Linked DNA regions of Mus musculus: region 2 is linked to region 1. The links are chromatin loops, found by intact Hi-C in ENCODE. Cell type or tissue: heart. All regions are shown on one strand.

Region 1 (5,000 bases):
ACCGCTTCCATTCCAGCTGAGTTCATTTGGGAGAAGGAGACTGGACACTTCAAACTTTCCTACTGAATGAGAATGGACCCACAGGTTCATATGTGTTTAGTTGCCAGGGAGTGGAACTATTTGAAAAGATTAGAAAGATAAGGCCTATCCAATAGCTGACTGTGAGCATCCACTTCTGTGTTTGCTAGGCCCCGGCCTAGTCTCACAAGAGACAGCTATATCAGGGTCCTTTCAGCAAACACTTGCTAGTGTATGCAATGGTGTCATCGTTTGGAGGCTGATTATGGGATGGATCCCTGGATATGGCATGGATCACAGGGCCCCCAATGGAGGAGCTAGAGAAAGTATCCAAGGAGCTAAAGAGATCTGCAACCCTGTAGATGCAACAACATTATGAACTAACCAGTACCCTGGAGCTCTTGACTCTAGCTGCATATGTATCAAAAGATGGCCTAGTCAGCCATCACTGGAAAGAGAGGCCCATTGGACACGCAAACTTTATATATATGCCCCAGTACAGGGGAACGCCAGGGCCAAAAAGTGGGAATGGGTGGGTAGGGGAGGGGGGGGGGAGGGTATGGGGGACTTTTGGGATAGCATTGGAAATGTAATTGAGGAAAATACATAGTAAAAAATATTTTAAAAATATTTAAAAAAAAAGAAAGATAAGGCCTTATTGAAGGAAGAATGTCACTGGAGGTGGGCTTTGAGTTTTCAAAAACTCATGCTGAGCCCAGAGTCTCTCTGTTTGTGGATCAGGAAGTAGCTCCAATCTACTGCCTGTCTATTACCATGCTTCCTACCATGATAATAATGGAACTTATTAAGAATAATGAACTTCAACTAAACTAAATGTTTCTCATAAGAGTCAGCTTGAACATGTTGTCTCTTCACAGCAACAGTGACTACAACAGTTATTGAGAAGTTATTAGACCTACTACAAAATACCCAACAAAACATCAACATAACAACAACAACCCAACCAAAACACTCTCAGGTGTACCACTGGTAAAATATGAAAGCTACCTGTGTTAATGGACTGTGTAAACAATATACTTACATAAAAGGACCCAGAACAAAAGACTCACTGTTCATCCTTCCACCCTCTGTTCCTAAGAGGGACAGTTCCTCTAGACAACATGGCAAACATACCTGTGAGTTCCCTTGAGTTGTGAATATGGGGTGGTGTTTAACCAGGGACAAATGGCCTTCACCGTGAAGAACTCTTGAATTTCTGGATGAAGGTCAGAAGTTGTCAGATCTCCGTCATGCCCTGTCTTTGAAACGACACAGGAGTTAGTTAAACTGATAAAGTGGAAAGTACGTTAGTGGGATAGACTGACAGCAAAGGAATTCATTCACTATTGAGCCTATTCTAGAGTAGACTATGGAGTACTGGACTCTACCATTGGTTTCAGGATTAGTAATGCTGGCAATAGAAACACATCTGTACACTTCAATATTAGTCTTTAAGTACCATGATCCTCTGATGGTGATAGCAATTTGAAAATGTGGTTTATGTTAGTAAGAGAAGGTTATAAGCAAGATGAAAACAGAGAGAACTGAACCTACTCCTGTTTCTGCCTCTAGCCAGGTATGTCACCTTGGCCAAAATTCCTGAAAACACCTTAAAGTGCCCCCCCCCCAACTCAAGTTTGAAAGTTTTTCATCTGAGACCAAATAACTCATAAAATAAAAACAAATCCACAAAAAAGAAAGGGGGGAAAAAGCTGCAAAACCCTCAGACAACAATGAAAACAACCCCCTCCCCCAATTCAACAAACAGTCAAGCAAAATCCAGCTCTGAATTAAAACTTGAAGGCCTAAGAAAGGTGCTACCTCTGTCAATTCTAAGGAACGCTAAAATGTGAGAAATACTGCATTGCCCTCTGGCTAGAAAGGAGACCAGAGTTTCTGAACTTGGACCTTTGTACAACAACCAAACCCCACCTCAAACCTTATCAGTCAGTAAACTCTTCCAACATATGGAACGACACAGCTAGGATTTCTGGGAGGTTGCCATTTGGTGATGTACTAATTAATCCACCTTATCACCACGGAGCTGTGGTTTTGTATCATTCTAAGATCAGAGTGGGACCCGCTGGACAACTGTGTGTGACCGACACGGGGGTCTTTCCTTTGGATAGTCTGCTCCAACTTTGTTCCGCTTTCTATCTCCTTTAACCCTATTGCTCTTACCTTAGTCAACGGGCTTCAGAAGCTAATCACATGCCTTCCGCAAAAACACACTTTCTGTTCACCTTCCCAAGAGCAGTTTCTAGGGAAGTTTCCTCTTGAAGGGGGAAAAAATCCAGGGCACTTACCTTGCAAGCACTGATCAGGTGAGAAGCCAAAGGTGAGAGGTCAAAGGTGGAGTTTGTTTTATAGAACACAAGGAAGAAGTTTCAGTCTCAGAGCCTTGTCCTGAAGTGGAAACAGTGCTCACTTTGCTGACTTTGGTCAAACTCTCAGTTTAACACAAAAACCGGTGGCTTCTTCTGCCAGGCTATGGACAACAGGGAGTTGTATTAATGTGAATTCCACAATCTCGGGGTGCGGGGGAGGGCGGAGTGACGATTTAGAATTCAGCTTTCAGATTAGAAACAACGGGAGTCCTGCCCCTTTCCCACACCCTCCAATGGACAAGAGGTAAAGGCATCAGAAGGCTGGGTGCCTTTAGAGGGCGCCAAACTTTCATCCTTCTTAGTGACACCCTGATTTCATTCTCCGTCATATTATTTTTTCTTGGAGATTTTTTATATGTATCCAGTCAAATATGATCATATCCATCCACTACTCTGTGCCAACTTCCCCCACATTCCTACACATTCCAAAATAATGGCTTCCGTTTTAGTTCGATGGCTAAGAACTATTGCCTATATGTGGATGATAATAGGTTTTAATGACTGGATTGATGATTCGCCTCTTAAACCAACATAAGAGTGAGTGAGAGGGAGAGCGGGGGAGAGAGGGAGAGAGAGGGAGAGAGCGAGAGAGAGCAAGAGAGAGAGAGAGAGAGAGAGAGAGAGAGAGAGACTACCACATGTACTTGGTGTTTTCCAATGCTTTGTCACAGGAAGAACAACTGAGGAAGCAGTAGCAGTAGTTAATAACAAAAAGCCAGGGCTTGTATGTATTTTCTCTCAATGCTTGGAAGCCACCATAGTGACGGTGGCCCATGTCGATTTGTTGTTGCTGAGGGAAGTTCGTTACCACTGACCATTTTCTGAACCGGAAGTCAGACATGCAAACACCTGGAGGAGTCAGGAAGGCAACATGAATACAGTCAGATGAGATCTGATGGAGAAGCCCAGTGCTCTGCTCAGCTTAGCTAAATGCTGTCATTTAGGATAAAGAGCCTAATCTCTCGCAGGCCCTTTTCTTCCTTCTTTCTGAGACAGGGATTTTCTATGTGCTCTATGACTCTTTTGTGCTTTTCAGATTTGCCATCCTTTTATGCCAACTTCCCCAGAGCTGAGATACTATCATATACCACCATCCCTGGGTTGCAGGCAAAATTATCTGTGTGATTTCTGTGTGTATGCACCACTTAACACAGTGTTATTTATTTGCCTTGGGGAACCAGGAGAGCATGTGTGCATTGTGCCCACAGGCCCAGCCAGAGGAGCCTAGCAGGAGTTTCCTCACTGCTGAGTTCTGCACCACTCTGAGAGACAGAGTCTGCCCACGGCCGCAAGCACTTCTGATGCTTGAGCCACCGTGGGCATGTGCTGAGCTGAAGGACTGAGGTGTCCTGTGACCCTGTCACCGAGGCTTTCTCCTTCTGCTCAGGTTTACTGGTGCATCATTAACTAGGTGGGCTCAGGGAGTCTGTCCCTGTAGCTTTGCAACTTGCCTCACAATCAGTCCAGAAGCACCAGGAACAGAAACAAAGTGGGATGGCTGAGAAAATGGAGCAGGGAGAAGGTCTGAGTCCTCAGACCTCCCAGACTCCACTGGTGGCAGTAATGGATATCTCAGGGCGTTCTTTTCCAAACCTACTGCTGTTCAGCCTCCCGTGAGGTCGGGGGTCTCCATACCTCGCTCACTGTGTATTTTCAAACCTGTACCTCTTCCATTTCAGCTGAGTTCATTTGCAAGTTTATTAGTTTAGAGTGAGCTCTGGTAAGAGGAGACTGAACCTTAGAGGCAGCAAAGCAGGGTTTGAACTTTGATCCTGACTCATCTTTGGACCCAAAGAAGGCTAGTAAAACACTCTAAGATGTACTATTTGCATAAGAAAAAAATTCCTATGTTCATTAACCCGCACGCCTGTGCTCAGTAGTCTGAAGTTAAAGAATTGCAGTGCATTTGAGACCAGTTTGGATTACATGGCTAGTACCAAGCCAGACACAGCTACATAGCAAGACCCTGCCTGGCTCATAAAGCACAAAGAAAGCAGAAAGGCATAAGAGGAAAAAACTCACATCAAAGGATTTTGTATTAGACAAATGGCTGAGCGCAAGACTTTTCTTGGTGTTCGTTCTTCAGTCACGTGTCCCCTCCTGTCCTTGGTTCTTTCTAAAAACAGTATATCACAGAGTTATGTTGAACAGGGAGTGTGGAAGCAAGTGGGCAAAGGTAACTGTGGAGTCTCTTGAGTTGAGAAGGAGGCACAGATGGCTTCTAACCAGGAACAAATGGCTGTCACCAAGAAGAACACTTGAATTGCTAGGCCACTAAATGAAGGTCTCGGTGGTCAGATTTCTGCGGTGCTCTGTCTTTGGAATGACACAAGGGGGTTGTTAGTTAAACCAGTAACGTGGGAAGTGTAGAGTAGAATCCACTGGGAGCAAAGGAATTTATCCACTATTGTGCTCTGTGGACTGAGCTGAGGGAGGGTCCAGAGATGACTGAGACTCAGAGGCAAAAACAAAACAAAGCAAGCAAGCAAGCAAGCAAGCAAGCAAACAAGCAAGAAAGCAAACACACAAAGCCCACTATTAGTTTCTAAGGGAAACAACACCCTTGGGGAAACTGTATTACCTCACCAGGTTCAA
Region 2 (5,000 bases), 260 kb after region 1:
CCCTCCAGGTCCATCCATTTGGCTAGGAATTTCATAAATTCATTCTTTTTAATAGCTGAGTAGTACTCCATTGTGTAGATGTACCACATTTTCTGTATCCATTCCTCTGTTGAGGGGCATCTGGGTTCTTTCCAGCTTCTGGCTATTATAAATAAGGCTGCTATGAACATAGTGGAGCATGTGTCCTTCTTATCGGTTGGGACATCTTCTGGATATATGCCCAGGAGAGGTATTGTTGGATCCTCCGGTAGTACTATGTCCAATTTTCTGAGGAACTGCCAGACTGATTTGCAGAGTACAAGCCTGCAATCCCACCAACAATGGAGGAGTGTTCCTCTTTCTCCACATCCTTGACAGCATCTGCTGTCACCTGAATTTTTGATCTTAGACATTCTGACTGGTGTGAGGTGGAATCTCAGGGTTGTTTTGATTTGCATTTCCCTGATGATTAAGGATGTTGAACATTTTTTCAGGTGCTTCTCTGCCATTCGGTATTCCTCAGGTGAGAATTCTTTGTTCAGTTCTGAGCCCCATTTTTTAATGGGGTTATTTGATTTTCTGAAGTCCACCTTCTTGAGTTCTTTATATATGTTGGATATTAGTCCCCTATCTGATTTAGGATAGGTAAAGATCCTTTCCCAATCTGTTGGTGGTCTTTTTGTCTTATTGATGGTGTCTTTTGCCTTGCAGAAACTTTGGAGTTTCATTAGGTCCCATTTGTCAATTCTCGATCTTACAGCACAAGCCATGCTGTTCTGTTCAGGAATTTTTCCTCTGTGCCCATATCTTCAAGGCTTTTCCCCACTTTCTCCTCTATAAGTTTCAGTGTCTCTGGTTTTATGTGAAGTTCCTTCATCCACTTAGATTTGACCTTAGTACAAGGAGATAAGTATGGATCGATTCGCATTCTTCTACATGATAACAACTAGTTGTGCCAGCACCAATTGTTGAAAATGCTGTCTTTCTTCCACTGGATGGTTTTAGCTCCCTTGTCAAAGATCAAGTGACCATAGGTGTGTGGGTTCATTTCTGGGTCTTCAATTCTATTCCATTGGTCTACTTGTCTGTCTCTATACCAGTACCATGCAGTTTTTATCACAATTGCTCTGTAGTAAAGCTTTAGGTCAGGCATGGTGATTCCACCAGAGGTTCTTTTATCCTTGAGAAGAGTTTTTGCTATACTAGGTTTTTTGTTATTCCAGATGAATTTGCAAATTGCTCTTTCTAATTTGTTGAAGAATTGAGTTGGAATTTTGATGGGGATTGCATTGAATCTGTAGATTGCTTTTGGCAAGATAGCCATTTTTACAATGTTGATCCTGCCAATCCATGAGCATGGGAGATCTTTCCATCTTCTGAGATCTTCTTTAATTTCTTTCTTCAGAGACTTGAAGTTTTAATTGAATATTTAGACTTTTGTCTTGAATAACATATCTGACTTGACTCAATGCAACTACAGAAGTAGGTAGAGAGATAAACGGAGATGTATTTTTTTGGTGAAGACATGAATATCCTTTATTACACTGTGAATAGTTTTTTAAAGGATAAACTGTTTCATCAACCTTTGTCTTGCAGAGCTGGTAAGATATTCCTTGCTACTAAGATGAGGGGCTATTAGCCTAGATAGGTGGTTTTGGTGTATTGGTCATTCATCACTTTCTATTTAGTCTGCCGTTGAGAAGTTCAGCAGGGAAACCCCTTCATCAATTACCGTATTTCTGTGTATACGCACAGTGGACTAAAGAGCATACTGCCATCTTGTGAGGGCACTGGCAAGAAGGAAGGTAAACGAGGGCAGTTTGCCAGCAGGAACTCAAAACCCTCATCCCATTTTTAAGAAAGAGAAGTTTATGCCAGCTTATGGCTCCAGAGAGATAAAAATCCATGATGGTAGCTTTATAGAGAGGACTGAATCAGGAGAGACAGAGGCCCACAAAGGACAAACTCAGTGAGCTGAACTTTGGGTTCCCTTTAACTTCAATCAGCCTTTAAGCTGAGAGCTGAGCTTCAATCCCATGAGAACATTACCAACCACGGGTGTCTAGTTTTTATACTCAGACCCTTGATAACAGAAACTGCTGGATAAATATATCTGTTGTCTCAAACTGCTAATATTAAATTTGTTATGTAGTTCATGGACAATATCCAGAACGGGACAATGTGTTAGACATCAATAAATAAAAAATCCACAAGACCTAGCCCAATTTCTTTCTTTGACTTTTTTCTGACTGATCATTGCCTGAGCAGTCTCTGCTCCATTTGAACTCCAAGGGGACCTGTTCTTCTCATTGGCCATTTTGCACACTGGTGTCTTATCTTCTGCTCTCTCTTTTTTGTTCTTTTAGGAGGGTGGTAGCAATGCATTCACCTTTCAATGTGCCAAAGGAGCAAAGACAGGAGCAATGTTTCTATCAATGGCACAATATAACAATCCTAGCTGATCTAGGAAGACATGTTTCTGTATGCAGAAATATGCTCCATTTAATTGAATGAGTAGTTATTTGTGGAGTGTAGGATAGTCTCTACATCATCATGTGAGGGGAATCGCCATTTAAAAAAGTATTTTAGTAACAGAGAAGGTTCATTAACAGTCCAAGAGCTTCTGAAACTCGGAATGACGGAGACAAGGATCTGTGTAGTTTTCTTAAAATGTAATCAGAGGGCAGAACTAATATTCTTTGTGTTAGATACTGAGATAGACGTAGCAGACCTGTAGGAAGCCTGAGATTTAATTTATTATCAGTAGTTTGGATCATGTAGTTATATACATATAATATGATTTATTTTTTTTTACTGACTTAATCATTTTTCTGTGATATTATTTTTAAAACAAGGCTGACTTAATGAAGTTTATGCCCTCATGATCAAGATAAGCAGCTCCAGAGCTAGCAAAGCTCTGAAAAGTGCTAATGGTCTGCCACCTTGTGGCCTGAGTAACCACTGCAAACCACTGCAGTGCTAGCTAGGTATTATTAGTTGGTAAATAGAACTATGTGGATTTTCTCAACGTGTTGAAATTAACAATGTGTGACTTTGGATTCACCCCTGAATGTATGAGATTATGTTTTTCACACCTGAAGTGTCCTGTGGACAAAGAAACATGTCCTAGGCTACAGTAAGAGGAGAAAAGGGACTGGACATGTAAGACAAAACTCCAAATGTCTGACCTGCTCCCTGGGTGTGACTTAGTGAACTATACCAACATATTCAGAGAGAAGTGCATGATTAGACAGAGAGCAGATAAGTGGTTGGCATCAAATAATTGCTGGGTGATTGGCAGATATTAGGAGTTGCAGAGAAAATATATTAGAGATGAACTATTCTTAATGTTAAGCCTCATTTAAGTAATTCAATGAATGGTTAGTGGGGCACACTTGAAAGTTACTTGGAGGATTAATTGGAAAAGCAACTCTTGATGTAAGCATCCATGGGAGGGAAATGTTTACAGTGTAAGGTTTCTGAGAAGGAGAGCAATGATGTATTCAAAGCAGGAGGAAGTGATACACACTTTGAGAAGAGTTTCAATGTAGTCGTGCCTCTCATGCACAGAGGGCAACCCGGTACAGATTATCCAGGCATCCCTACGTATTGCACAGGAAACCTCTTTCCCAAATTATTGTGTGCCTTAAATATGCTTACAACAAACTGCCCAGGGTCAGACTCCAGAAATTTGAACCAACCTTGGGTACTGAGTCGTGTTGAGTGCACTGAGTCGTCTTTTTGCCCCATGAGGATTGTTACTCTGTAAGCCATAGCATTTGCTGAGAGCCCTCACAATTGTATGCATTTAAAACAAAATATAAAATATTTTAAAAGACAGGAGATAAGGTAAGAATGAAATATCTGTGATATTACAAATAACACTGGGTTAGCAGAGGAGAGTCTATTTAGTCAGTAAAAGTCTGTGTTTTGACATGCCCATTGGATGTGTGTAAAATAGAATACAGTTCAGTCAATCACTGGAAAAAGCACTGCTCTCATTGATTCATGTCCATGGAGGCTGTGGACTCTTTTTATATAACCCTACCTCCCAGTCCATTAGTACTAAGCCAGATTCAGTAATCTCAAGATCTAAGACCTGGCAGGCAGCTCTCTAGATAGACAGTCTTGAGTCAGCAGCATTACTGAAGTCAGTGACTTACATATTTCTTGACCCTCTTGGATGCAAAGATTAATACCCTGGTGATAACCATCATTGCTCGCTCTTGCTGGTACTGACTGTCCTCACTCATCCAAGTGGCCATTTCCTGTTAGAAACACAGCAGCTGTTTTAGAACCACAGTAATTCCACTTCTGAAAGGCTCCTCTATGTAGTTTCCAACTTTACCAAGGCAGGAAACATTATCTACTGATTAATCCATACTTGATCTCATTTTATCTAAAATTGCAGCAAACCCCAACCTTTCAATGACTGCACAACTTCTACTGTTATACTTATACATTTATGTTTTATTAAATTCATTCAACAGTTACTGATATTCACTATAATATAAACTTCTGGGTATCATTAAATGTTTTGTATAAGACGATGATGTTATGTTACCTCTTGTTTAAGTTCATATTTTCACTTTGAAAAGCATGGGATTTGTATTTCGCCTTTAAGAGAGAACTAAAATTGTATCTGATTCAGAAATGTCAACTTACCCAAGAATTATTCTGCCTCTTGTTTTATATATTCTGGAGATAGCACCGTGAGGCCTGCGTACCCATAGAACTGCCACCATGATAGAGGAAACTGCTGATTTCTAGCTTACACCTTCCAAGTCATGGGGGGAGCTACACCTGGACCTGCTTGAGTCACAGCCAGGACAGTAGAAGTGTGGATTGCTGGCGTTCTCAGCAGAGTGTCCACGTGCTGCAGATGAGCTAACACTGTGGTCCTTTGAGTACCTCTCCAGAAACCATGTCTCTGAGGACCTAGCTTGCCTCAAAAATCTGTGAAATGACTTCAGGACACTTCTCCCATTGTCCACTTGATGGACAGGATGACTTCAGGACAC

The links. A loop is a pair of places that touch in the nucleus more often than their neighbours do. Peaks named below come from ENCODE experiments on the same cell type or tissue, not always from the same donor. Only the 100,000 strongest peaks of a DNase experiment are listed, where the experiment ranks them.
Region 2: it touches region 1 in a loop (9-fold over the local background); 11 of 42 quality-filtered maps call a loop at or near these places.

The regions. Positions count from the first base shown.
Region 1 is chr1:162,811,377-162,816,376 of GRCm38, forward strand. Fmo4 (flavin containing monooxygenase 4) reads right to left here and starts at 1,173. Exons shown (of 9, transcript NM_144878.1): 1 at 1,153-1,173. In heart, a CTCF peak has its summit at 2,681 (motif pointing right); a DNase peak (open chromatin) is centred at 2,565.
Region 2 is chr1:163,067,776-163,072,775 of GRCm38, forward strand. It overlaps Mroh9 (maestro heat-like repeat family member 9), which reads right to left. Exons shown (of 22, transcript NM_030071.1): 7 at 4,143-4,247. Among named protein-coding and RNA genes, the nearest start is that of Gm22671, 15 kb to the left of the region's middle. In heart, a CTCF peak has its summit at 2,928 (motif pointing left); no DNase peak of the experiment used is centred here.